2 separate regions of the Homo sapiens genome follow, and region 2 is linked to region 1. Evidence: read pairs that join two places in POLR2A ChIA-PET (ENCODE). Cell type or tissue: PC-3. All regions are shown on one strand. Links, peaks and the distances in the headings refer to the core of each region. The heading gives the core; the rest is flanking DNA.

Region 1 (12,657 bases), core at 5,478-9,477:
TCTGGAAAGACAAATTGCTAATTATTTTTTTCTATGAATTTTCTAAGTATCTACTGAGGTATACTGTGCTAGTTGCTGGACATTCAAACAAAATCTGAAAACTAAGTTCCTGACATTCAAGAACAGTGTCATGGGGGAAAAAAAGGGAAAATTAACAGTTGTATTACAGTATAAAAAGAGATACACATAGGGTGTTATGGGAGCATAGAAGGAGGGTTACTATAACATTCAGTGGTATGTAAAGAAAAAATTATTCCAGGAGAAAATGACACATGAGCCTCCTCGAAGAACAGTGGCAGTTGGTCAGATGGACAAAGGGTCTCAAGGCACTTTAGACAGAGGGAAAGTGTTCAAAAGCAACAGAAGGAAAGAATGACTTGACTTATTTGAATAACCACAAAGAGATTGGAATTGCTAAAAAGTTGTGTAAATATGTGGTACCTGTTGAACCAAAAGTCTTCCTACTACAAACATCATTGGAAATGTTCAATAAAATAATAACATGTAATCTTTCAAATACACTCCTGAGCTTCTCTCTCTTCCCTTCACCCTATAAAAAGGAAAAAAAAGGTGGGGACTGGGGAAGAATCACTGTGGGCCAGAAACAAGGACTTTTCCACATTTATTTGTCTTCTATTTTAAGAGACAGGGTCTCTTTGTCACCCAGGCTGGAGTGTAGTAGCACAGTCATAGCTCATTGCAGCCTCAAACTCCTGGGCTCAGGTGATCCTCCTGCCTTAGCCTCCTGAGCAGTTAGGACTGCAGGTGCATGCCACCATGCTTTTATAGAGTTGAGTTCTCACTGTGTTGCCCAGGATGCTCTCAAACTCCTGGGCTCAAGCAATCGTCCCATCTCAGCCTCCCAAAGCACTGTGATTACAGGCATGGACAATTGTACCTGGCCCAATATTTGTTTCAAAAAATACAGTTTTCATATTTTTAATGAAAAGAATTAAAAATATCTACATTGTTCTTTTGATTTGATCATTTTCTATTGTCCCATACCATTTTTTCTGAGTCCTCTTCAGAATTTGATGTCTGTCTTCCCTTAGTTCTTTACCTTATTTCATGTCCTTTTGGATAAGGCACCACTCTTAAATATCTAAAAGTGTAGTCTTCTGTTTTGCTAGTTTTCCATTTTGGTCATTGGTTAGATCTGTTTATATTTCCTGATATGAACCCATACCTCATTTTTTCCCCCTTCTTTAACCATTATTCACTGGTTTTAACTTAAATTCTTGATTACTTTTGAAATGAGTGCTAGTTTGAGTCTGTCTCAGGTTTTTTCTGTTGAGAGGTATTTTGAAACAATCTAACTTGTTCTTACGTTTTCATAGTGAAGTGCTTTGATAGCATGTCAACAGATTGTCTTGTATATTGAGAGATACTGTGAAAATTAAGTATTTTGCCTAGTAACTGGTATGTAGAAATGTAAAAATTTATTGAATGGGGAGATTTTAGGTTTTATATTAATAGATCTTTGTAGCATGTGCTAAAGACTACCTTCTTAGTTTTATGTTGTGAAGAGTTATGAAAAATAGGGAATTAGGCAAGGTTTCTAAATTTGGGTTACTGGGAAGGTCATAGAAGCATATTTCATAGAGAATATGTAGTAAACACTTAAGAATCCTGTGTAGAGCTGGCTCTCCTGATGACAAATTGGTTCCTCTAGATATCATCTGTTCTGTGAAGCCCTTGCTTTAGTTTCTCTCCTCTTTTAGCTGTAGATACACATACAGAAATAATTGAAGGCAGATATTTTTACATATGTTTATAGCCCTGATGCTTTGTATGGCACCCAGCACATAGAGACTCTCAATAAACGTTTAAGGTGAGTGAAGAAGAGAAAACAACAGATGTTTCTTGAGCATTTATATGTGTCAAACAAGTAGATGTGTTATAGCCAACAGTTGTAGCTAAAAACCCTCCTTATGAGAGGCAGGTATGGCTTTTTCTCTTTTCGTCTGTGATACCTCAGAATGAATAAATGGGGCTAACGAGTAAGAATTTATTAACTATCTAGGGGTTTTGCATTGTTATGGCACTTCTACTTTGGTGTGATTCCATGCCACTACATGTAAGAGAGAAAATTATGAAAAGCAAAAAATACACAGACGAGCTATGCTTGAATAATTTTTATATGCTCTGGCTCCTTCAAATATTATGTTTTAGACAGACAAGCAAAAATATTGATGATTATTTAATACTTTAATAGGGCAGTAGTTAAGCAGAAGGGTACTTGGGTTTGAGTTCAAACTTTGCCACTTACTATTGTATCAGTCAGATTATATTCAGTATATATTGTGTCTTACACTTGTTTATGTAAATAGTGTGTGTCCGTGTGTATACACATCATGTAGGACTTAGAACATAATTTTGTCATAGAGAAGATTATTATTAGGCCGTATCTTTTGGGATATATTACTTATATCTGTGGAACCATAGAACCCAAGACCTACATCATATATAGTCTCTAATTACATTGATCATGGATTAACCACATCTACATTATAATTTTTCTGCAAAGTGGCTTCTACAAAAACAAAGACCTTATATTCTTCATCCATTCACTTATTCAGTATTCAGTGAGGGACAAAAATGAATAAGCACTGTTTATTTTCTCAAGCTTATTTGTCAGACTTTCTTATATACCTTTATAGGAAGATGAAATAAAATTTGATCATCAGACCGTTGCCAGTCTGCAACTTTGTCTCACGTTGTGTTACTCAGGATTTTGTTCTCTAGGGCTTTCTTTTGAGCCTGTTAAATCAGTACCTTTTTTTTTTTTTTTAACAAAAATAAAAACATGTTTATGAAATGTTTAAGTGTCAGAAAGTTGCTAACGTTAATAAATGTCAAACTCAAGAAGATCAGAACATATTGAAATGATAGGTCAAAAACAGTAGGATAGGCCCAGCACGGTGGCTCACGCCTGTAATCCCAGCACTTTGGGAGGCCGAGGTGGGGCGGATCACCTGTGGTCAGGAGTTCGAGACCAGTTGGACCAACATGATGAAACCCTGTCTCTATTAAAAATACAAAAATTAGCTGGATGTGGTGGCGCAAACCTGTAATCCCAGCTATTCGGGAGGCAGAGGCAGGAGAATCACTTGGACCCGGGAAGCAGAGGTTGCAGTGAGCTGAGATCCTGCCACTGCACTCCAGCCTGGGTGACAGAGTAAGACTCCATCTCAAAAACAAAAAAACCCAACAGGATAAAATTTAATAGGAGTAAATATAAAGTTCTACGTTTTGATTTTAAAAATCTAGGTACTGTATAGTGTGTATTAGTTGGGGTTCCTTTTTTGAAACTTAATCTTGCCTATAAAACACAAAAGAGTTTAAGATGATATTGAGACTCCTCCTGTCCTCATTCCTTTTCCTTCCTAATAGCTCAGTCCTGAAGCTCTTAGGTGAGGCAGAACAATATAGGCAGTGCACTAGTGGGAATGGGAGAGGTGAGCTGCAGTTCCCCAGAGTAGGATGTCAGAGCCCTAATTGAATGAGAACCATATCACATCAGAGAATAGCCAAGTATAGGGAGTTAGAGCCCAAGCAGACTGAAGAGGGAATTCACACAAGAAGGCAGCCTGGTATAGGGAGTCAGAGTATAAGGCTGAGGAGGATATCATCAAGAAGGTATGTAGTGTGGCATGTAAGAACTTGAGCAGGATGAGGCAGTCACTGACGCAATGCAATGATCCAGCATGGGGAATCAGAGCTCAAACAAGAGTGAGGAGGCCATCTGTGTGGAGGGGTAGCCTGACCTGGGTTGTAGGAGTCCCAGCATGGTCAGATAGTGCACAATCTGGGGATGTATTAGAGTGAAGAGTCAGAGCCCAACTAGGGTAAAAAGGGCATCCACACAGAGGTGGTCTAATTAGGAAGTCATCATCAATGCTGTGATTATACCCCTTCCCCTCCTCCACTAAGAACTCAGTATTACTTGCTTCTAGCACAGATACCACTTCTGCAACAGGAATTTTGTAGCCACCCACCACTGCCTGCCAAATTATCAGCACCTGTAGGAGTGATGGTCTTTATCTCACACCAAGGAGACTCCTCAAACACACAAAGGGACTTCAGATTCTATGCACTAAAACAAATGACAGCGTCCACTGCAGTGCAAGAGAAGACAACTTTATGAATAGAACTTGCTTATTTTAGCGGAACTAGAACTAAATATGAGTCATCTATTGAATCCCATTTGCAAAAGGGAAAACAAATGAAATCTTGGACTTCAAAAATAGAAATGCAAGTTCAAAACAGATGGTGGTGTATGCTGGTTAGACGGTATTCTTTTAACATGTTTAAAAGAAGTATTGACAAACTGGGATTGTCCCAAGGAAGATAACCAGGAGATCATAGAAGCGTGAAATCACCTTTATAAAACACTATAGAAATGCGTGAAGGATGTTTAACCTAGAAAAGAGGGCAGTGACTTGGTCTCAAGCTCTTGACCTCGTGATCCACCCGCCTCGGCCTCCCAAAGTGCTGGGATTACGGTTGCATTCACCACCATGCCCGGCTAAGGAAGCAGATTTTGACACGGGGAAGAACAGCTATGGCTGTATAAAAATGGAGTTGTTTGTTATAACAGTGTCCCATCTTCATATGTGTTCATACCCTGGTTGGGTGATATTATAAAAGTAATTCCAGCATAGAAAGATAATTGTGATTAGGTGAATTCCAGCAGTTATTGTAACTAAAGATGCTTTGATTCCAGAATAATCTGTTTATTAAACTGAGTTCTCTTTAGTTACTTCTGGGAATGAGGACTCTGAATGAGCGTGTTAAATTTAACAAGTCTATCTGTGCACAGGCACATAAGGTAATTGAGCTAGTGAATGGTTATTGCTCATGGTAGACCTATAAATAGTATATCAACTAGTTAATTTATTAATACCCACTACTGGTGAAATAAATACTTGAGGAGAGAGAAACTTCCACTACATTCTGAATCTCATAGGGGCAGGAACAATAATGCCGTCTTTATTTTGGTACAAAAACCCTACTTAACTGAAGTGGAGTATTATCTTCCATTTTGTTTCTTTAACAACAGAAATTGCCTGTTTCATCTTTTATCATCTGTGCTAAAATAATGCCTTTTGCTTAGTGGGCATTCTGTCAATATGTTAAAAAGAACTGCTAAAATATTTTTATTTGTGTACAGTACTTGCTTGCCTTGGTAACTGTTATATACCAAAAATATACTTTTCATACTTGGGGATATTTTAGTGCCTCAGAGTTTTCAATATGAGCACCATTTAAGATTATACAGTTATATGAAAATATTGATTTAAATATGTAAATGGTGAGCCACAGATATCACCTGGGTGATGATCATTTGACCAAAAATTCTGGGTTTATGCTTATTTTCTCATGATTTGACTCTTTGTGTAGAAAAAGTATCAAGGTGAATTCAAGTTTTCTGAGAGGTATCACCTTTGTTTTCTCATACCTCACGCTGCTTGGGGAAGACAAGAACCTAATTAACACTACTAGAGTGTGTTGATTGTGAACCTCGTCACCTACTAGAGTTAGTATGATCAGGCTCCACCTAGAAGTCCTATTGCTAACCTTTTGGTTTCAAGTGGCTCAGAACAGCTTCTCAGGAGTTATTGATGTTTTCTCCTCGTTGTTGCTGGTATGGCTTTTTCTGCCAGTAGGGGTTTATCCTTTCTTGCTTCTACTGTCCCCTCATTAAAGAAGTAACCAGCCCCGGTGCTTCTGGGGGCAGTTATTGTCAACTCCTCTATCTGACTTTTCTTTTTCGTTGCTGCTGCTGTTCATTGCTTTTCTACTCTCACCTCATTTCCTCAAGTACCTGATCCTGCTTCTTCCTGCCATTACAGGTCTTTTTGAACATAAGGGATGGTATGTCCCAACCAGTTAGTAACCATTTTCTCCCTTTCTGTGCTGTGGGATCGTGATGATTATAACCACACGTCCATCCTCATTCCTGCAATTAGTCAGCTTTTTCAAATACCTGCCATCTCCTTTGCAGAGCATTTTTTAGCAAGTCCCTAGACTAAGCCAGTATTTTGTTAAATAGTTATAAACCCTGAGCCTCTATCCCATTAATCACAACTCTGTTACCTCATGGTAAGTTATTTGCCTTGCAAAAGTTGGAGCTCCTGGCCTTGTCCTTCTCTCATGTTCTAGTGTAAATCCTTATGCCCATAAGACATAAGCAAAGCCCTCTTCTCTCAGGATGTCTTTGTTGGGGAGGAGAGAGGAATGTAGAGTCCTCATGCAAGTAAGACTCCTAGTAACCTGCTCTGATATCCTGGAATCTCTGAGACACCTCAGCCTCATGACTCTTGATACTTCAGGGCTTTGATATTAGAAATACCTCTGAAATTTATCAGAAGTTGTGTCTATTGTGTTGTAGATCATAGTCACTACAACTTTTGCTGCAGTTACTATAACAGTAGGCATGAGATATTACACGTATACCATTTCTTCCTATAATCACAATAAAACTTTAAAGAAGTAACAGACTATGTGACAGAATTAATGGTGTGTTATTAAAGGCACAGGTCTGGGAGTAAATTGACCTGGGTTCTAGAACCAATGGGTGGAAGTTAAAAGAAAACAGAGTTTAGCTTAGCATGAAGAAGAACTTTGTAATAAACGGAGATGTCAAAGGAGGGTTAGGAGTGATCAGTTTCCCATCCATCCTTTTTTTTTTTTTTTTTTCCCCTTGAGACCAAGTCTTACTGTCTTGCCCAGGCTGGAGTGCAATGGCCCGATCTCGGCTCACTGCAACCTCTGCCTCCTGAGTTCAAGTGATTCTCCTGCTTCAACCTCCCAAGTAGCTGGGATTACAGGCACTTGCCATCATGCCCGGCTAATTTTTGTATTTTTGTAGAGACAAGGTTTCACCATGTTGGCCAGGCTGGTCTTGAACTCCTGATCTCAGGTGATCCACCCGCCTCAGCCTCCTAAAGTTCTGGGATTACAGGCATGAGCCACTGCACCCAGCCTCTCCCATCTATCTTTGTAGGTGGTAATGCATCTGCTGGCTCTTCACTTGATGGTGGTTTATTTATAGAAGATGGTTTATTTCTTTTGAGGGGATTGTTCATGCCTTTTAAGGTTCATCACAAGCCTAAAATGCTATTAATTTATAGCCGTAGGTAATTTACTTAAATTCTGGCCGGTATTGTGCATATACTGAAATGAGGGTGGGCTAGGGCAATTTAGATTCTACAAGTTTCTACCAGCTCTCAAATAGTTACATATTCATAACTATACTAATTACATACCATGTCTTAAATGTATTTTAATAATACGGAGATTGATATTATAAGAATTTTTTATAAGATCACTGGTTATCTTTTGCCCACTGACTTTGCATTACAGCAAATCAGACCAAGTTCTACTGAAATTATAAGTAACTCAAGTCAAAACCACATGTAGTAGATTTTTATTCCCATATGACTATTTACTTTTTTCATAATTAGCAAACTAAACCATGGAGAAGTTTGTTCTTTATACATTACTTAAACAACCTTAACTTCCATTAGAAAATTTTTTGAAGCATAGGTAACTATTTTTCATACTGGTGGAAATCATGATTGTATTTAAAAATTTGCTCTTTATACTTCCCCTTTTAATATGAAAACATCAGTTTAATTAGAGTCGCTCAAAATAGTAGCTTTGAAACATTAATGAGTCATGTTTGTAAAAATGAATTATAACAGATCATCCATTCATAAATTCAGCCCATTTCAATTTAAGTGAATGACTATGATTCATTCCGAGTACATTGTGTAATAGTCTCAGGATGTCCCAGAGAGCTATTAAATGTTACTTTTCAAGAGAAAGTGTGTTATATAAGACTTATTTAAGAGAAAATTGCAATATTTTTGTTAGAAAGGAAAATATAGGGAAATTCAGTTGTCATCAATTCTTCATGTTCCTAATAAGCAAAATATCACTGTTATAGTTAGTCTCTTGGAAGTATAAAATCTAAGCCAGTTTAGTGAGTGCTATTAAAATAAGCAACAAAAATATTGATTAAAAAAATTTTTTAATGACTGATGACAAAAGGAAATTAGGATCCAGAAAGATGAGTATGTGAAATATCTTATATTAGCTTTTGAATAAATGTTCACAAACCTTTTGCATTCTGGCACTTTTGATATCGTTTAGTGACTAAAATGGACATAAAAGGATCTAAGCCTTCTTTTGAGCTGGCCTCACAAAATGCTATTTTATTACGTAGGTAGAAATATGAATATAAAATGTTTGTTTTGTGTGCCATTCTCTCTTCCTGTTTTCCCTTTTAGGAAAAAAGCCACTTACTAATAGTAGATAAGAGCTAGGAAATGAGGCTAGAGAAGCAAATTGACTTGGAATAGGGAAAAAATGGAAAGATTAGATAATTTTAAAGACAAGAAAAATGAATTTGGATGTTTTACAAGAGTCAAAAATTTACAGTCAAAAGAGCTAGAGAAGATTTTCACTTTAGGCAGATTTTAAGCTAATTCCTAAGAATTATGTATCTAAGGCAGTTTCCATTTAGTTTGATTTTAAAAGCTGCCTTTTGAATATCTAATACCAATTATAAAATAAATATGTGTAAGTAAAATAAAATGGTAACTTGTTTTTTATAAGAGGGGAAGTTGGTTGGTTTTATAAATTAAATGAACATTTATGCAGTCGGTTATTTTTACGTAAAAATAGTTGTTATATTCTAGGTAACAGAAATTTAGAAACCTATTTTTCTGTAGAAGAAAGGTGTTGCTATCTGCTTTTGATTTCTCAGATATTTGCTTCTCCTTAGAATGCTATGATCAGATTTTTATTAGAATGAAGTTTTCTAAAGGCTTTGATTGGCATTAGCTTCATTACTTATTTGCTTAGGTTAAGATTAGCCCAATAGACATATTATCTTTATGGACCATTGCAAATTTTTCTAATATCTAACCATTTTTAACCTTTTATATATGAATAATTAAGGAAACATTCAATTATAATAAAATTTATTCCTGGCACTATGTAGGCACTCAATAAGTATTTGTTAATTGAGTAAATGATCCCAGTAGATAGTTACATACAATATACAGGGAATCTTTTTCTACTACGTGTGTTTTTCCTCAAAATATTTTTTTAGTTCCACTTCATCATGAAATTACTTGGAAACTGACACCAAAGAGATCATGTTTGGGCACAGTTTTATTTCACTCAGCTTCACTCCAAAATTCTCATACTATGGGAAAATAATCCATAACAGTAGTAACTATTGTGATCATATACTACTACTACTTCTAGATTGAATGATTGTTACACTCTTGTCAAGGTCACCAGTAACCTCTGTGTAGCCAGAATGAGTGGTCAATTCTCACTTCTCATCATACTTGACCTCAGTGTATTATTTGAACCAGTAGCATTCGACCCAGTATATTTAACCCAGTGTATTATTTCCTTCTTCTTGGACACTGTTCTCTTGATTGCCCTTCTACAGTTTATGCATTCTCCTGTTTTTTTTCCAACCGCACTAGTACTTCCTTCTCAGTCTTTTTTTCTTTTTTTTCTTTTTTAAGTAAAGACAGGGTCTCGCTATGTTGCCCAGGCTGGTCTTGAACTCGTAGCCTCAAGTGATTCTCCTGCCTTGGCCTCCTAAAGTGCTAGGATTTACAGGCATGAGGCACTGCACACAGCAGTGTTTTCTGATGTGTATTAAAATTTAATTTCAAAAGTATGTAGCAGTTAAGTGAAATAAATCAGTCACAAAAAGATAAATATTGTGTGATTCCACTTACGTGAGGTATCCAAAATAGTCAAATTCATAGAGAGAGAAAATAGAATAGTGGTTGCTAGGGACTAGAGGGAGGGAAGAGTGGAGAGTTAGTATTTAATGGGTACAGAATTTTAGTTTTGGAAGATGAAAAATGTTCTGGAGTTGGATAGTGGTGATAGTTGCACAACAATGTAAATGTACCTAATATTGAACCATACACTTAAAATGTGTTAAAATGGCAAGTTTTATCTGTATTTTACCACAATTTAAAAAATTAATTTAGTAAATTTTTATATTTATCAAAAACCATTTTTAAAGCAGCAGATACCTGAAGCCAGAGCTTAAATAATGTGGTAGGCAAAATTCTAGGATGGCCCCCAGTGTTGTTGCCTTCTCTTGTACATAACCTACATAATTTCCAGGACAATGAATATGATGAATGTTACTTTCACAATTGGGTTATATTGTATTGCATGGTACAGATGACTTTTAAGAAAGAGAGATTGTCTGGAATAAACCTCACTAATCAAGTGAGTCCTTATGAAAAGAGGGCCTTTCTGGAAGAGATTTGAAGCATGAGATGGAAGTCAGCAAGTGAAAGAGTTTTCTTGCTGGCTTTGAAGATGGAAAGGGCCACATGGCAAGAAATGTGGGTGGGCTCTGGGAACTGACTGTGGTCCCTGGCTACCCACCAGAAATGGGGACCTCAGTCCTGCAATCACAAAACTTAATTCTGCCACACCATAAGCTTTTGGTAAGAGGTCTCCAACCTCCAGATGAGAATACACCCTAGTTCACGCTTCTTTTTTTGCCTTATGAGACCCCGAACAGAGAAGCCAGTTACACCATACCCAGACTTCTGAAGTACAAAACTGAACTAATGAATGGGTACTTTTTAAAACCACTGTTTGTTACACAGCAATAAAAAACTAAGACAAATAATATGAACTTTTTTCTTTTCTCATAAATTACGGTACAAAGATAGGCAGTTAGTGCTTGTATGGAGGTGCTGCTCCATAGGTTATACAAGTGGCCTAGGTTACTTTTGCCTTGGCCTGCCATCCCTAGGTTGCTGCCAATGTATGCATGATCCAGGTTGGCTCACCACCATGTCCATGTGCCAAAGAGAATGGAAAAGGGCAGGAGAAGAAAAAGAGATGAGAAATTTGCCCACTTTCTTTAAGAACATATCCCAGAGGCCAGACGCGCTGGCTCACACCTGTAATCCCAGCACTTTGGGAGGCTGAGGTGGGCAGATCACGAAGTCAGGGGTTCGAGACCAGCCTGACCAACATGGTGAAACCCTGTCTCTACTAAAATATACAAAAATTAGCTGGGCATGGTGGCATGTGCCTGTAGTCCCAGCTAGTCAGGAGGCTGAGAGAGGAGAATCACTTGAGGTAGAAGTTGCAGTGAGCCAAGATCACGCCACTGCACTCCAGCCTGGGTGACAGAGCGAGACTCCGTCTCAAAAACAAAACAAAACAAAAAAACAAACACATCCAGGAGATTGCACAGATCGGGGGTCTGTGCTTTGACCTCTGACTGGGGTCTGTGCTTTGACCTCTGACTGCTGCTTCTGTCACAGACATGCAAACAAAGAAGTGGGCAGCCATTGTTATTGTACGACCCTCTATTGCAAGTGCCCCCCCACCCCACCCCCTGGCTGTTGTGACTTCCAGGGGATTTAAAGAACAACACCCTTTTATCCCCCACTTTGTTTTCCCCCGTCTGGGAGCCATGCATTAAAGATTAGGTCAGTCAACATGTACCATAGGCCAGGCTCAGTGGCTCATGCCTGTAATCACGACACTTTGGGAGGCCAAGGTAGGAGGATCGTTTGAGGCCAGGAGTTCAAGACAACACAGTGAGACCTCATCTCTACTACTGAAAATTTTTTAAAAATTAGGCATGGTGGTGTATGCCTGTAGTCCCAGCTACTCGGAAGGCTGAGGCAGCAGGATTGCTTGAGCCCAGGAGTTCAAGGTTGCAGTGAGCTATGCTTGTGCTGTTGCACTCCAGCCTGGGCAACATAGCAAGACTCTGTCTCAAATCTGCTTTTACAGGGAAAACTGAAAATGACCATACATGCTCAGGGAAAGACATAGGCTCTCAGAAGACCTTAAATGTACATCTCAGGCTGATCCTTGGCAAAGAGATAGTCTACAACAATAAAAAAATCAGAACAATAACAAAAAACAGCCAACTCTGGGGAAAGAGAAGAAACTGATTTCCAGAGTTTCTACATGATTAGATTTAAATGTCCAGTTTTCAACAAAAAAAGATTACAAGGCATACAAAGAAACAGAAAAGTATTGCCCATTCAAAGGAAAAAAAAAGAAATAAACAGAAATTGTTCATGAAAAAAGACTCAGTGGTAGATCTACTAAATACAGACTTAAAAAAAAAAAAACAACTCCTGGGGCTGTGAAAGAAAACAGAGACTTTAAAACAACTCTCTTAAAGATGCTCAGAGGAATGAAGTCCCTGACCATCCAGCTAAACCATTGGGTACAGCCCATGAATCTGTATGTAATCACACATCTGGCCATTTCTACTTCCATGCAGAGTACACAACCAGTTGCACTGCTTGAAGTTCTGCCCACTGGGAAGATTTCCCTTCACTGTTGTCCTTCAAGAATGTCCTAGAAAGGGACTGTAGTGCTGCAGCTGTTCACTTTTGGGTGATGCCTGCATATCATGCAGATCCATTTGTGAACCAGGCCCTATCTTCTCTTCCTGTGTCAACTGATCATAGGGAACTCTCCATGAGGCCATAGGTGCAGGCTGGGGGAGAGAAGGCAGGGTGGCAGGAGTGGAGACTATGGGCATTTGAGCCACTTCCTCATGTAACTTACTTGTGCCTGCAAGACCTGCTCAAGCTCGATCACTTCCATTTGATGATG
Region 2 (12,657 bases), core at 4,841-8,840, 260 kb before region 1:
AACTAGGGGACCCTAACAGATGACAACAGCTGGTGTTCAGAGGTCAGGCTCCACAGAGCCTTGCTCAGAGGAGCATTGCTCCAGGGATGGTTAATTCTTATTTTGTGGGTATGCACCAAACCCCCTCTAGCGTCTCTGAGGTCTGTTCCACTCCTGAAATTTGATGACACTGAATTTACTCCAAACAGGACTCAAAACACCGGGCGTCAGAACATCTCTGATGGCTCAGTACGTTTTTGGTCTAGCAAGTGTGTATCACATCTTCCTTCTTAAGGCCACTTGCTTAAGTTGGTGTAAAATTGGAGTCCTGGGCATATCCAGCTGGAAATTTCCTAGTAAAACTGAGGAATTCGAGAGGTGATGGTGTAACAAAAGGGAAGAGAAGGAAGGGATGCTGCAGCAATACAGCACACAGCTGGAGCTGCACCACAGGTCCCAGCCTAAGGCTCTGCCCTCCCATTCCAGTTGTTCAGTCAGCACTGTATGTCTGGCAGCAGAAACATACAGAAATTTAAGGTAATTTGCGGGGCAACAATTCCAACTATTTCTAGCAAGTATTATATTATTAGCCCCTTCACTTTTACTAAAATTAATCAGAGTTGAGTTATTTTTATTGAGTGATTATACTCTGATTTCAAATAGTTACTAGAAGGTAAAACTTGGTTTTGCCTTCAAAGTGATGCTGCATTGTTAATTTTTTTTTTTTAATGGAGCCTCACTCTGTCACCAGGCTGGAGTGCAGTTGTGCGATCTCTGCTCACTGCAACCTCCACTTCCTGGGTTCAAGCAATCCTCCTGCCTCAGCCTCCTAAGTAGCTAGGACTACAGGCACACGCCACCATGCCCAGCTAATTTTTTGTATTTTTAGTACAGACGGGATTTCACCATGTTGGCCAGGACGGTCTCAATCTCTTGACCTCATGATCCGCCCACCTCAGCCTCCCAAAGCACTAGGATTATATGCATGAGCCACCGCGCCCGGCCGCATTGTTAATTTTTAATTGGTTTGCAACATTAGTGTGCCTGTTTACAGATGACAGATCATTGAAAGAGTAACACATTTGTTTATATGTTTGTGTTTGCATATATATATCTGCAAATGAGAAGGAATAAAATCAACTCATTCGCTGAGAAGCAGAAGGACTGTTCTTTTTTTCTTTAGTGACAAGCAGTACAATCTTGTAAGTGGACAAGGTTTTGACATGGGCTGCAGGCTAGAGAAGACAGGCATTGGACTAAATATGGTTCCTGGTATGTTAGTGCTAACTCTGCCCTTTTCACACTGTTCCTCCTACTGCATCAATGTGAGGGGCAACCCTATAACTCCTGCCTGCACTACAGGGGCCATGATGCTGTTCAGCTGTAGACTGATGTTAAATTAAACTACATTTGGCATGAGGATGCCTCCATACTTGAGTCCTTATGTAATGAACTGCAGCCTAACTAAGTGCATAACTAACTGAATGTTTAACTTAGTAGTTACTGAATGTTTAACTTAGTAGTATACTTTGGTTTAACTGAATGTTTAACTTAGTAGTATACTTTTGTAACAGTATGCTTTTGTAAAAAGTATACTGACTTAGTAGTATGCTTTTGTAAAAAGTATACTGACTTAGTAGTATGCTTTTGTAAAAAGTATACTTACTTAGTAGTATGCTTTTGTAAAAGTGGACTTAGTAGTATACTTAGTAGTATATTTACTTAGTATATTTTTGTAATGGTATACTTTTGTAAAAGTAGTATACTTTCGTATACTTTTATACTAAGTTAAACTGAATGTTTAACTTAGTAGTATATTTTGTAACAGGTAGCTGAGTCTCAGCCAATCACAGCAGCTAAGCTGTCATCAATTGCAGATAGCCAATTTATCAGATCATGTTCCAATGAGGCAAACGCTAAGCTGTAACCAATCAAGCTGCTTCTACACCTCACTTCTGTTTTCTGTCCATAAATGCTGCCTGCCCACATTGTGCAGCAGAGCTCTGAACCTCTTCTGATTTTGAGGGCTGCCTAACTGGCAAATCATTCTTTGCTCAATTAAACACTACTACATTTAATTTTTCTAAAGTTTTTCCTTTAACACTGAGAACTCTAGGATCATTTTAGCAAAAAATATATATATATAGTATTTTATTTCTTAATGCAAGCATTAAAGGGTGACATTAAGCTAAATTTAAGTGATATCTGGCATGATACTGAAAACTATGGATCATTGGAGGTCAGGAGGAGTGCCAAGAGAGTGGATGACAGATTTAGCAAACAAAACGATCTTGGCAAACTAGAATGATTGATTAAATCTATCAAGTTGATGTTTAATAAAGATAAATATAAGAAATTTCCTTTACATGGAGAAACAAATTCCACAAGCAGAGGTTGGAAGATATATGGTTTAGCACAACACAGAAAAAAGTATCAGGATTTTAGATTATTTGAAATTCAATATGATACGGCTACATAAGAATAATTAGTCTTGAATTCCATTTATAAAATATGATAGTGTCTAGCAAAAGGTAAGTGTTCAGCTCCAGTGAAACCACAACACAATTTTATCATTGTACCCATTTCTGAGGAACACCTTAGAAGGACCTGTTTTAGTTAGCGTATCAGTTCATTTTCTCACTACTATAGAGAACTACCTGAAACGGGGTAATTTATGAAGAAAAGAGGTTCAATTGGCTCACAGTTCCACAGGCTGTACAGGAAGCATGGCTGAGAGGCCTCAGAAAACTTACAATCCTGGTGGAGATGAAGGGGAAGCAAGCATGTCTTAGCATGGTGGAGCAGGAGACAGAGAGTGAAGGGGGAAATGCTACACACTTTTAAATAACCAGATCTTGTGAGAACTCACTCACTATCATGAGAACAGCTAGGGAGAAATTTGCCCCATGATCCAATCACCTCCCACCAGGTCCCTCCCCCGACACTGGGAATTACAATTCAACATGAGATTTGGGTGAAGACAGAGAGACAAACTATATCATTCTGCCCCTGGGCCCTCCTAAATCTCATGTCCTCACATTTCAAAACACAATAATGCCTTCCAAGCAGTCCCCCAAAGTCTGAACTCATTCCAGCATTAAAAGTACAAATCCAAAGTCTTTGGATTTTACCAGTCTGTAAAATCAAAAACAAGTTAGCTACATCCAAGATACAATGAGGGTAAATGCTCCCATTCCAAACTGGAGAAACTGGCCAAAACAAAGGGGCTACAGGTACCTTGTAAGTCCAAAACCCAGCAGGGCAGTCATTAAATCTTAAAGCTCCAAAATAATCTCCTTAGGCTCCATGTCTCGCATCCAGGGCATGCTGATACCATGGGGTAGGTGCCAAGGACTTGGGCAGCTCCACCTGCCCCTGTGGCTCTGCAGGGTACAACCCCCACAGATGCTTTCATGGGCCAGCTTTGAGTGCCTGCAGCCTTTCCAGACACATAGTGCAAGCTGTTGGGGAATCTACCATTCTGGGGTCTGGAGAACAGTGGCCCTCTTCTCACAGCTCCACTAGGTGGTGCCCCAGTAAGGATTCTGTGTGGGGGCTCTAACCCCACATTTTTCCCGCCACACTGCCCTAGTAAAGATTCTCCATGGTGGCTCTACCCCTGCAGCAGATCTGCCTGGACATCCAAGCATTTCCATACATCATCTGAAATCTAGGTTGAGGCTTCCAAACCGCAGCTCTTGCCTTCTGCACATCTGCAGGCCAAACACCACATGGAAGCCACCAAGGGTTGGAAGCTTGGGGCTTGCACTATCTGAAGTAATGGCCTGAGCTCTACCTTGGTCCCTTTTAACCACAGCTGGAGCTGAGGTGGCTGGGATGCAGGATGCCATGTTCCAAGGCAGCACAGAGTAGCAGGGCCCTGTGCCTGGTCCATAAAACCATTTTTCTCTACTAGGCCTCCAGGCCTGTGATGGTAGGGGCTGCCACTAGAGTCTCTGAAATGCCTTGGAGGCATTTTCCCCATTGTGTTGGCTATTAACATTTGGCTCTTCTTATGCAAGTTTCTGTAGCCTTGAATTCCTCCCAAGAAAACGGATTGTTCCTTTCCACCACATGGTTGGGCTGCAAATTTTCTAAACTTTTATGCTCTGCTTCCCTTTTAAATATAAGTTCTAATTTCAGGTCATTTTTTGTTTATGCAAATGAGAATAGGCTTTTAGAAGCAGCCAGGCCACTGCTTGAATGCTTTGTTGCTTAGAAATTTATTCTGCCAGATATCCTAAATCATCTCTCTCAAGTTCAAAGTTCCATAGATCCCTAGAGCAGAGCTGCTAATCTCTTTTCTAAAGTATAGCAAGAGTGACCTTTATTCCAGTTCCCAACAAGTTCCTCATCTCCATCTGAGACAACCTCAGCCTGGACTTCACTATCCATATCACAATCAGCATTTTGGTCACAACCATTCAACAGGTGTCTAGGAAGTTTCAGACTTTGCTGTATCTTCCTGTCTTCTTCTGAGCTCTCCAAACTGTTCCAGTCTCTGCCTATTATCCAGTTCCAAAGTCGTTTCCACATTTTCAAGTATCTTTATAGCAATACCCCACTTCTGGTACCAATTTTCTAAATGAGTCCATTCTCACACTGCTATAAAGAACTACCTGAGACTGGATAATTTATGAAAAAAAGAGGTTTAACTGACTCACAGTTCCACAGGCTATACAGGAAGCGTGGCTGGGAGGCCTCAGAAAACTTACAGTCATGGTGGAAGGAGAAGGGGAAGCAAGTACATCTTATCATGGTGGAGCAGGAGAGAGAGGGCAAAGAGGGAAGTGCTACACACTTTTAAACAACCAGATTTCATGAGAACTCATTCACTATCACAAGAATAGCAAGTGGGAAATCTGCCCCATGATTCAATCAGCGCCTGCCAGGTCCCTACCCCAACACTGGGTATTAGAATTCAATATGAGATTTGGGAGGGGACACAGCCAAACCACGTTACTTAGGGTAAGTCTAGGCTGCTGATACAATGAGAGACATTGATACAATGGCTTAAGGAACAAAGAAGTTGCTTTCTCTTTTGTATAACAGTCCCAGGTGATGTCCTAGGCTGACAGGCAGCTCTCTTTGATGAAGTCCTTCAGGGAACCAGGTTCTTTCCATTACCATTGCCTCATCATTCAACAGAGCGTTGTCACCTACCATAGGGGTGAAACAGGGGCACCACTGTGACCAGGTTACTACTGACAGAATGAAGGAAGGGCATGTAGAATACTTATCTACTGCTTTAGATGCTGGCCAGGAATTGACAATCATAATTTCCGCTCACATTCCACTGTAACCCACAATATACTCATATCTAACTGCATGGGAGGCTGGGAAAGGTATTTCAGCTATCTTTACTAAAGATGAGTCTACCCAACCATAAGAACAAAAAAAAAAAAAAGAAGAATGAATGATTTGGGTGGCTAGAGCACAGTCTTTGGCATAACCTCTTGGAGAAACAGCAATCAGAATGATGTAAGAAAGTTGTATATCATGTAAGGAAGAAATCACATCAGAAGAAAATAAGTATTGTGTTTGCCATGGAAGTGATTAGACTAGTTCTATGTGGCTCTAGGGGATTGAATTAAGACAAATAGGAAAAGGGCTTTCTAATATATTAATATCATAATATAAAAGGACCTCCTTCTAGAGTGGAAATTCCCCTTGCTAGAGAATTTTTAGCAGAAACTGGAAGACCTTTGTACTTCCTTTAGGGGTTTTAGCATTTCTTCAAGCATTCTGAATGGCCAAGTTAGATCACTAATGCTGTCTTTCAGCACAGAGATTCTGTGATTCTATCTAAACTTGTGTTTATGGGTCATAGGGTAAGAAAAGGAAATCCCAAAATTTCTTAGGTGCCTACTGTATACAAGTCCTCACAACAATCTTGTGAGGAGGCACTATTCACATATTGCTGATGCTCTGAAGGGTCCACGGTCATTGTCTAAGACTTCAGAGCTATTAAGTGGCATTGCTGGTATAATCACCATCAGTCTGATTGCTAAATCCATGATATTTCTACCATGTTGTTGCCTCCCAGAAAGAAGGTCAAGAAAAAATTAAACATTCCCTCTTGTTTTATCATTCCCCTTCATGCTCCCCAAGTCCTTTATGTTATCAGGGCTGACTGCCTGGATGGGACTGGCTGTTCTGCAGAATTTAGCACAACAAGAGAGGATCACTTCAGCATTCAGTCCCTTTTCTAGCTCTTTCTACTGGAGCAAATGACTGATTTGTCACCCAAGCTTTTCTTGGTCCAGAGGCAGAGTTGCCTATTCATTTGGAAGAAGCTTCTGCTTCTCTCATTCCTTCCCTAAGAAGAATGCAGGGATTCTCCTGTAACCCCAGCCCACATAATAAGGCAGTGAATCATTTTCTGCTGTTACCTGACAGTCTGCTGCCTAAACCTCTTCCATCCTGGTTCTGAGTGTTGTAGGGGGGGAGAAAAGGTTTAATTTGAAATTAATTCTTAAGCCCTTTTGCATTGAAATGTGGATGTCAAAAGTGAATTAATCATCACCAAAGCTTCCATCATAGAAAATTTGCCCGATTCCCTCCACAGAGAGGATGACTCACATAAGCACCTGTTTTGTCTCCTTAGTAACTGGTCTCTTAGATTTCCCTCTTGTATTTGCATGCAGGCGAGCATAGCAAATTGACTGGGGGAAGGGAAGAGGTTCACAGCATACAGAATGTGCTCTGGGCAGAATGTCACCTGTAACACTGTTTTCCAACCATCTCGTGCTTTATGTACTCATTTTGTGTCTCTGTTATAACCCCAGCATTGATTCAGTCGCAAACTCAGAGTGCAGAGATAAGTCTGGAAAATTACTAATGGCCTCAGGGAAGGTTTGGTGACATACAATAGAAATGAATACTGGTGATATTCTGTATCCATCTGTATATTAAAAATGTGTCTTTCTTGGCTTAAACCTTTGCTGCAATAGGAGGCAGGCACACAACTCTATCAAGAGAGAGGTGAAAAGGGTAGAAGAAGAGAGGTTCAATTAAACCACTTATCTGGCTTTAGCACAGGAAGTAGTAATATTTCAAAAGTTGGGTTTATGTGGTTCTATGTGGTTTTAGTTCTCTTTTTCACAAGAGAGATAAAATGCCCTCTCTTATTGTCATTGTGGTAACATTTTTAAAAGATATTTGGATCAAGAGCTGGAGACCCATGTCTCAATACGTTCTCAGCCATAAATGAGCCAGTACCTGTGAATAAATCACTTAGATTCTCTGTGTTTCCTCCTGGAAACTGAGGGATCCAACTACATGACAATATTATCCCTTCCAATTATGAAATTGGAACTCTGTTTTCTGAGTAGCTTAAAGTAGCTTAACACTTAAACTTATTGGGTCAGAGATCATCCAAAATGAAAAGTTACTATTCTTTTCTTTATTTTACAAACGACGTCCAGAGAGATGAAGTTACTTGCCTAAGATCACATAAAATTCAAGTATCTTCACACACTTATTTATTTGGTTTCTGTTTTTATTATAATGCAACGTGCTATTGTTGCAGTCAAATAGCTCTACCAGACTTGTTATGAAAAATAGTGGTTCCCAATCTGCTTTTATGTCCCAAAGGCAGCTACTTTAAAGCAGGTTTTAGCTGATTCTTTTGGTTATTTACCTCAATATCTCTAAACATTATATTGTTTCAACTTTAGGAATGACCTCAACAACAAAACATAAAGTTTTTATCCCCCCCTTCTCCCTGTGTAGCTGTATCATAATTTTATTTAGTTCAGTTACTGGTATTTATTTGATGACATAAATATTATTCACAGTTGAGCTATGCAGAATATTATGATTAATTTCCCTTTCTGTTTTCTTTTCCCTGGAGTTAATAATTATCACATTTTCATTTTGCTTAATTTTCTATGAATAATCACAAATTCAACCCAAACTCCCTATAGTTGTGTCTTATAAAGGCTTAACTCATTTTATTGCTTTTCATTTTTGTTGTGCTTCACAGATGTTGTGCTTCACAGATATTTTGCTTTCTGCAAATTGAAATTTTGTGGCAACCTGCATTGAACAAGTCTATTGGTGCCATTTTTCTAACAGCATGTGCTCATTTTGTGTCTCTGTGGCACATTTTGGTCATTCTCACAATCTTTCAAAGTTTTTCATTATTATTGTGTCTGTTGTGGTGATCTGTGATCAGTGATCTTAGGTGTTACTATTGTAATTGTTTTGGGGGCCCACAAACCATGCCCGCAAATGACAGTGAGTTTAATCAATAGATGTTGCATGTGTACCGACTGCTCCGCTCACTGGCCACTCCCCTGTCTCTCTCCCTCTCCTCCGTGGGCCTCCTTACCCTTTTATTTATTTATTTATTTTAGATGGAGTCTCGCTCTGTCATCCAGGCTGGAGTGCAGTGGTGTGATCTCAGCATACTGCAACCTCCGTCTCCCGGGTTCAAGCAATTCTCCTGCCTCAGCCTCCTGAGTAGCTGGGATTACAGGTGCCCACCACCACGGCAGGCTAATTTTTTTTTGTATTTTTAGTAGAGATGGGGTTTCACCATATTGGTCAGGCTGGTTTCGAACTCCTAACCTCAAGTGATATGCCCACCTCGGCCTCCCAAAGTGCTAGTATTACAGGCATGAGCCACCGAGCTCGCCGGGCCTCCCTATCTTAAGAGACACCACAATATTGAAATTAGGCCAGTTAATAATCCTAAAATGACCTCTAAGTGTTCAAGTGAAAGGAAGAGTTGCATGCCTTTCACTTTAAGTCAAGAGCTAGAAATGACTAAGCTTAGTGAGGAAGGCATGTTGAAAGCTGACACAAGGCCGAAAGCTAGGCCTCTTGCGCCAGTCAGCCAAGTTACAAATGCAAAGGAAAAATTTTTGAAGGAAATTAAAAGTGCCACTCCAGTGACCACACAAATAATAAGAAAGAAAATCAGCCTTATTGCTGATATGGAGAAAGTTTGAGTGGTCTGGATAGAAGATCAAACCAGCCACAACATTCCCTTAAGCCAAAGTCTAATCCAGCGTAAAGTCTAACTCTTTTCAATTCTGTGAAGGCTGAGACAGGTGAGAAAGCTGCTGAAGAAAAGTTTGAAGCTAGAAGAGGTTGATTCATGAAGTTTAAGGAAAGAAGCTGTCCCTATAACTTGAACGTGAGAGGAGAAGCAACAGGTGCTGATTGAGAAGCTGTGGCAAGTTTTTCAGAAGATCTAGCTAAGATAATTAATCAAGGTGGCTACACTAAACAACGGATTTTCAATGTAGCTGAAATAGTCTTCTACTGGAAGGAGATGCAATCTAGGATTTTCATAGCTAGAGAGGAGAAGTCAATGCCTAGCTTCAAAGCTTGAAAGGACAGGCTAACTCTCTCACTGGGGGCCAGTGCAGCTGGTGATTTTAAGTTGAAGTCAAGGCTCATATACTATTCTGAAAATCCTAGGGCCTTAAGAATTATGCTAAATTGACTCTGCCCATGCTCTATAAATAGAACAAGAAAGCCTGAATGACAGCACATCTGCTTACAGGCTGAGAGATGCAAGGAAGCTCACTGTTTCAAGCCCACTGTTGAGACCTACTCTTCAGAAAAAAAGATTCCTTTGACAACGCACCTGATTACCAAAGAGCTCTGATGGAGATGTACAAAAAGATTAATGTTTTTTTCATGCCTGTTAATACAATATTTATTCTATAGCCCATGGATCAAGGAGTAATTTTGTCATTCAAGTCTTATTATCGAAGGAATACATTTCATAAGGCTGTGGCTGCCATAAACAGTGATTCCTCTAATGGATCTGAGCAAAGTAAACTGAAAACCTTCTGGAAAGGATTCACCATTCTAGATACCATTAAGAACACTTTTAATTCATAAGAGGAGGTCAAAATATCAACATGAACAGAAGTCCAGAAAAAGTTGATTCCAACTCTTATGGATGACTCTGAGTAGTTCAAGACTTCAGTGAAGGAAGTAACTGCAGATGTGATAGAAATAACAAGAGAATTAGAATTAGAAGTGGAGCCTGAAGATTTGACTGTATTGCTGCAATCTCAGGATAAAACTTGAACAGATGAGGAATTGCTTCTTACAGATGAGCAAAGAAAGTGGTTTCTTTGCTGGGTGCGGTGTCTCATGCCTGTAATCCCAGAACTTTAGGAGGCCGAGGTGGGTGGATCTCGAGGTCAGGAGATTGAGACCATCCTGGCTAACACGGTGAAACCCCTTCTGTACTAAAAATACAAAAAATTAGCCGGGCATGGTGGCGGGCACCTGTAGTCCCAGCTACTCAGGAGGCCGAGGCAGGAGAATGGCGTGAACCCGGGAGGCAGACCTTGCAGTGAGCTGAGACCATACCACTGCACTCCAGCCTGGGCAACAGAGACTCCATCTCAAAAAAAAAAAAAAAAAAGGAAAGAAAGTGGTTTCTTGAGATGGCATCTACTTCTGGTGGAGATACTGTGAACATTGTTGAAATGATAACAAAGAATTTAGAATATTACATAAACTTAGCTGATGAAGCAGTGGCAAGGTTTGAGAAGATTTGACTCTAATTTTGAAAAAAGTTCCACTGTGGGTAAAATGCTTTCAAACAGCATTGCATGCTAGAGAGATAACTTTCATGAAAGGAAGAGTCAATTGATACAGCAAACGTAATTATTGTTGTACTTTAAGAAATTGCCATAGTCACCCCAACCTTCAGTAACCACCACCTTGGTCAGTCAGTATCCATCAACACCAAGGCAAGGCCCTCCATCAGCAAAATTGTGACTCACTGAAGGCTCAGATTGTTGTTGGCATTTTTTTAGCAATAAAATATTTTTAATTAGACATAATGCTATTGCACACTTTAAAGACTACAATACGGTATAAGTGTATGAACTGGGAAACCAAAAACTTATGTGACTCATATTATTGCAATATTTGCTTTATTGCAGTGGTCTGGAACCAAACCCACAATATCTTCGAGGTATGCCTGTATGTTTAAACACATATAGGTGTGGTACAAGCTTTATCTTCTTGAAGGTGTATCTCCCAGGACCTTCTGATCTGTTACAGGCTGGACCAGTGTTCTCAAAGTCTGTTCTACAGTGGTCAACGTGAGCTCTCTGTTGATTATTCTCCTGGGAGTACCTTTCACCTCCCTCTTATGTTGAGTGTTCAGTTTGTTGGATCCTACACCTTCTTCTTTCTTGGTTTAATCCTTAATTTTGGCAAAACACTTCCTCCAGCAAGTTCCTAAGAAAACGTACATGGGGGATAAATTTTTTGAGGTCTTGCATGTCTGAAATGTTTTTATTCTATCCTCACAGAAGGTTGATAGTTTTTCTGGGTATGGAATTCTAGATATAAAATTATTTTTTGCCCACAGAATTGTGAAAGCACTTGTGCCTGTTAATATGATCCGGTGGTGCTGTTGAGATGGATACTGCTCTTTAATTATTTGTAAACAAATACTCTCTGACTTGATGCAGAGGTTCACAGGGTCTCTTAGAGATCACGAGAATATTTTGCATGTGTCACCTTGACTCATTTGCAACTTTTCCTACAACTGCCATTGACTGCTTATTTGTCATAGGGCTCTTGGTTTCTATTTTTCTTCAGATTCATCTACAATAAAATTATGACTGCCACATAGACTTACTACTTTCACGGTGATATGAATTTGAATGAAATAACAAGCATGCCCTGAGGCATTTGCTTGATAAATAATATTTGCTTGATAAATAGTATTTGGACTCTCACAAAAATATGACAGAATATTTTTCCCTAATTCCCACTGACTTCCTTCACAAGAACTTTAATAAAAAGTAACAAATAGCTAATGATAACAATTTTCCAATAAGAGTTTTCATTGAGGATATATTAATAGCACTAAAATACTATCTATTGGTTAGAGTCTTTTACATTGTTTTAATATATGTAAATACCACATACCCAAAAATGATGCTGGTTGAGAGAATTGAAGAAAAAGGCAAATACATATTTTCCTCTTTCCCAAAATCCCTTGAAATAACAACAAAAAAAAACTTTTAAGAGGACAGAAGAGGAATAAATTATAATGTCACTGGAGGACACAAGGAGGCTACCAACAGTGGCCCAGAGTATAAAAGAATTCTTGGAGGTAAGAAATCAGGTGAAAACTGCAACTACAATACAACCGTAAAACCCTTAAGAAATGATTATAGTTAACTTTATGCTAATAAACTTGAAATTAATAAAATTCACATAAGAAGAAATAGAAAGCGAGTGAATCCTCAATAAGAAATTGAATGAGTAATCCAATAACTCCCCCATTCACTACCCCCTTTTATTTCTGGCTTCTTTGCTTAACATTATGTTTGTAAGATTTATCTATATTGCCTGTAGCAGTAAGTTGTTATTTTTATTGCTGCATAGTATCCACTTTGTGAATAAAAGTTCTTTGTCTGTTGTACCACTGAGGATATTGGGCTGTTCCCAGTGTGAGATTATTATAAATATTCCTAAAATGAACATTTATGTACCAATATCCAACATTTTCAAGGACATATGTATGCATTCCTGCATATACCCAGTAGTAATACTGCTAATTCCAGTAATGAAATTAGAGTATATACATATGTTCAATTTTAGTAGATACTGCTTAACAATTTTATAAAGGACTATACAAATTTATATTTTTACCAGCAGTGTTTGTGATTCCAGTTTCTC

What was found. Peaks named below come from ENCODE experiments on the same cell type or tissue, not always from the same donor. Only the 100,000 strongest peaks of a DNase experiment are listed, where the experiment ranks them.
Region 2: POLR2A ChIA-PET joins it to region 1 with 9 read pairs; 1 of 35 experiments calls an interaction of 5 or more read pairs at or near these places.

What each region holds. Positions count from the first base shown.
Region 1 is chr13:49,079,193-49,091,849 of GRCh38, forward strand. All of the region lies in intron 3 of FNDC3A (fibronectin type III domain containing 3A), which reads left to right. Among named protein-coding and RNA genes, the nearest start is that of FNDC3A, 110 kb to the left of the region's middle. RefSeq lists enhancers at 3,430-3,679, 3,870-3,929, 4,140-4,229. In PC-3, for the core only: no CTCF peak of the experiment used is centred there; no DNase peak of the experiment used is centred there; H3K4me3 peaks cover 567 bases; H3K27ac peaks cover 2,059 bases.
Region 2 is chr13:48,822,721-48,835,377 of GRCh38, forward strand. No RefSeq gene overlaps it. Among named protein-coding and RNA genes, the nearest start is that of FNDC3A, 150 kb to the right of the region's middle. In PC-3, for the core only: no CTCF peak of the experiment used is centred there; a DNase peak (open chromatin) is centred at 6,481; H3K27ac peaks cover 2,098 bases.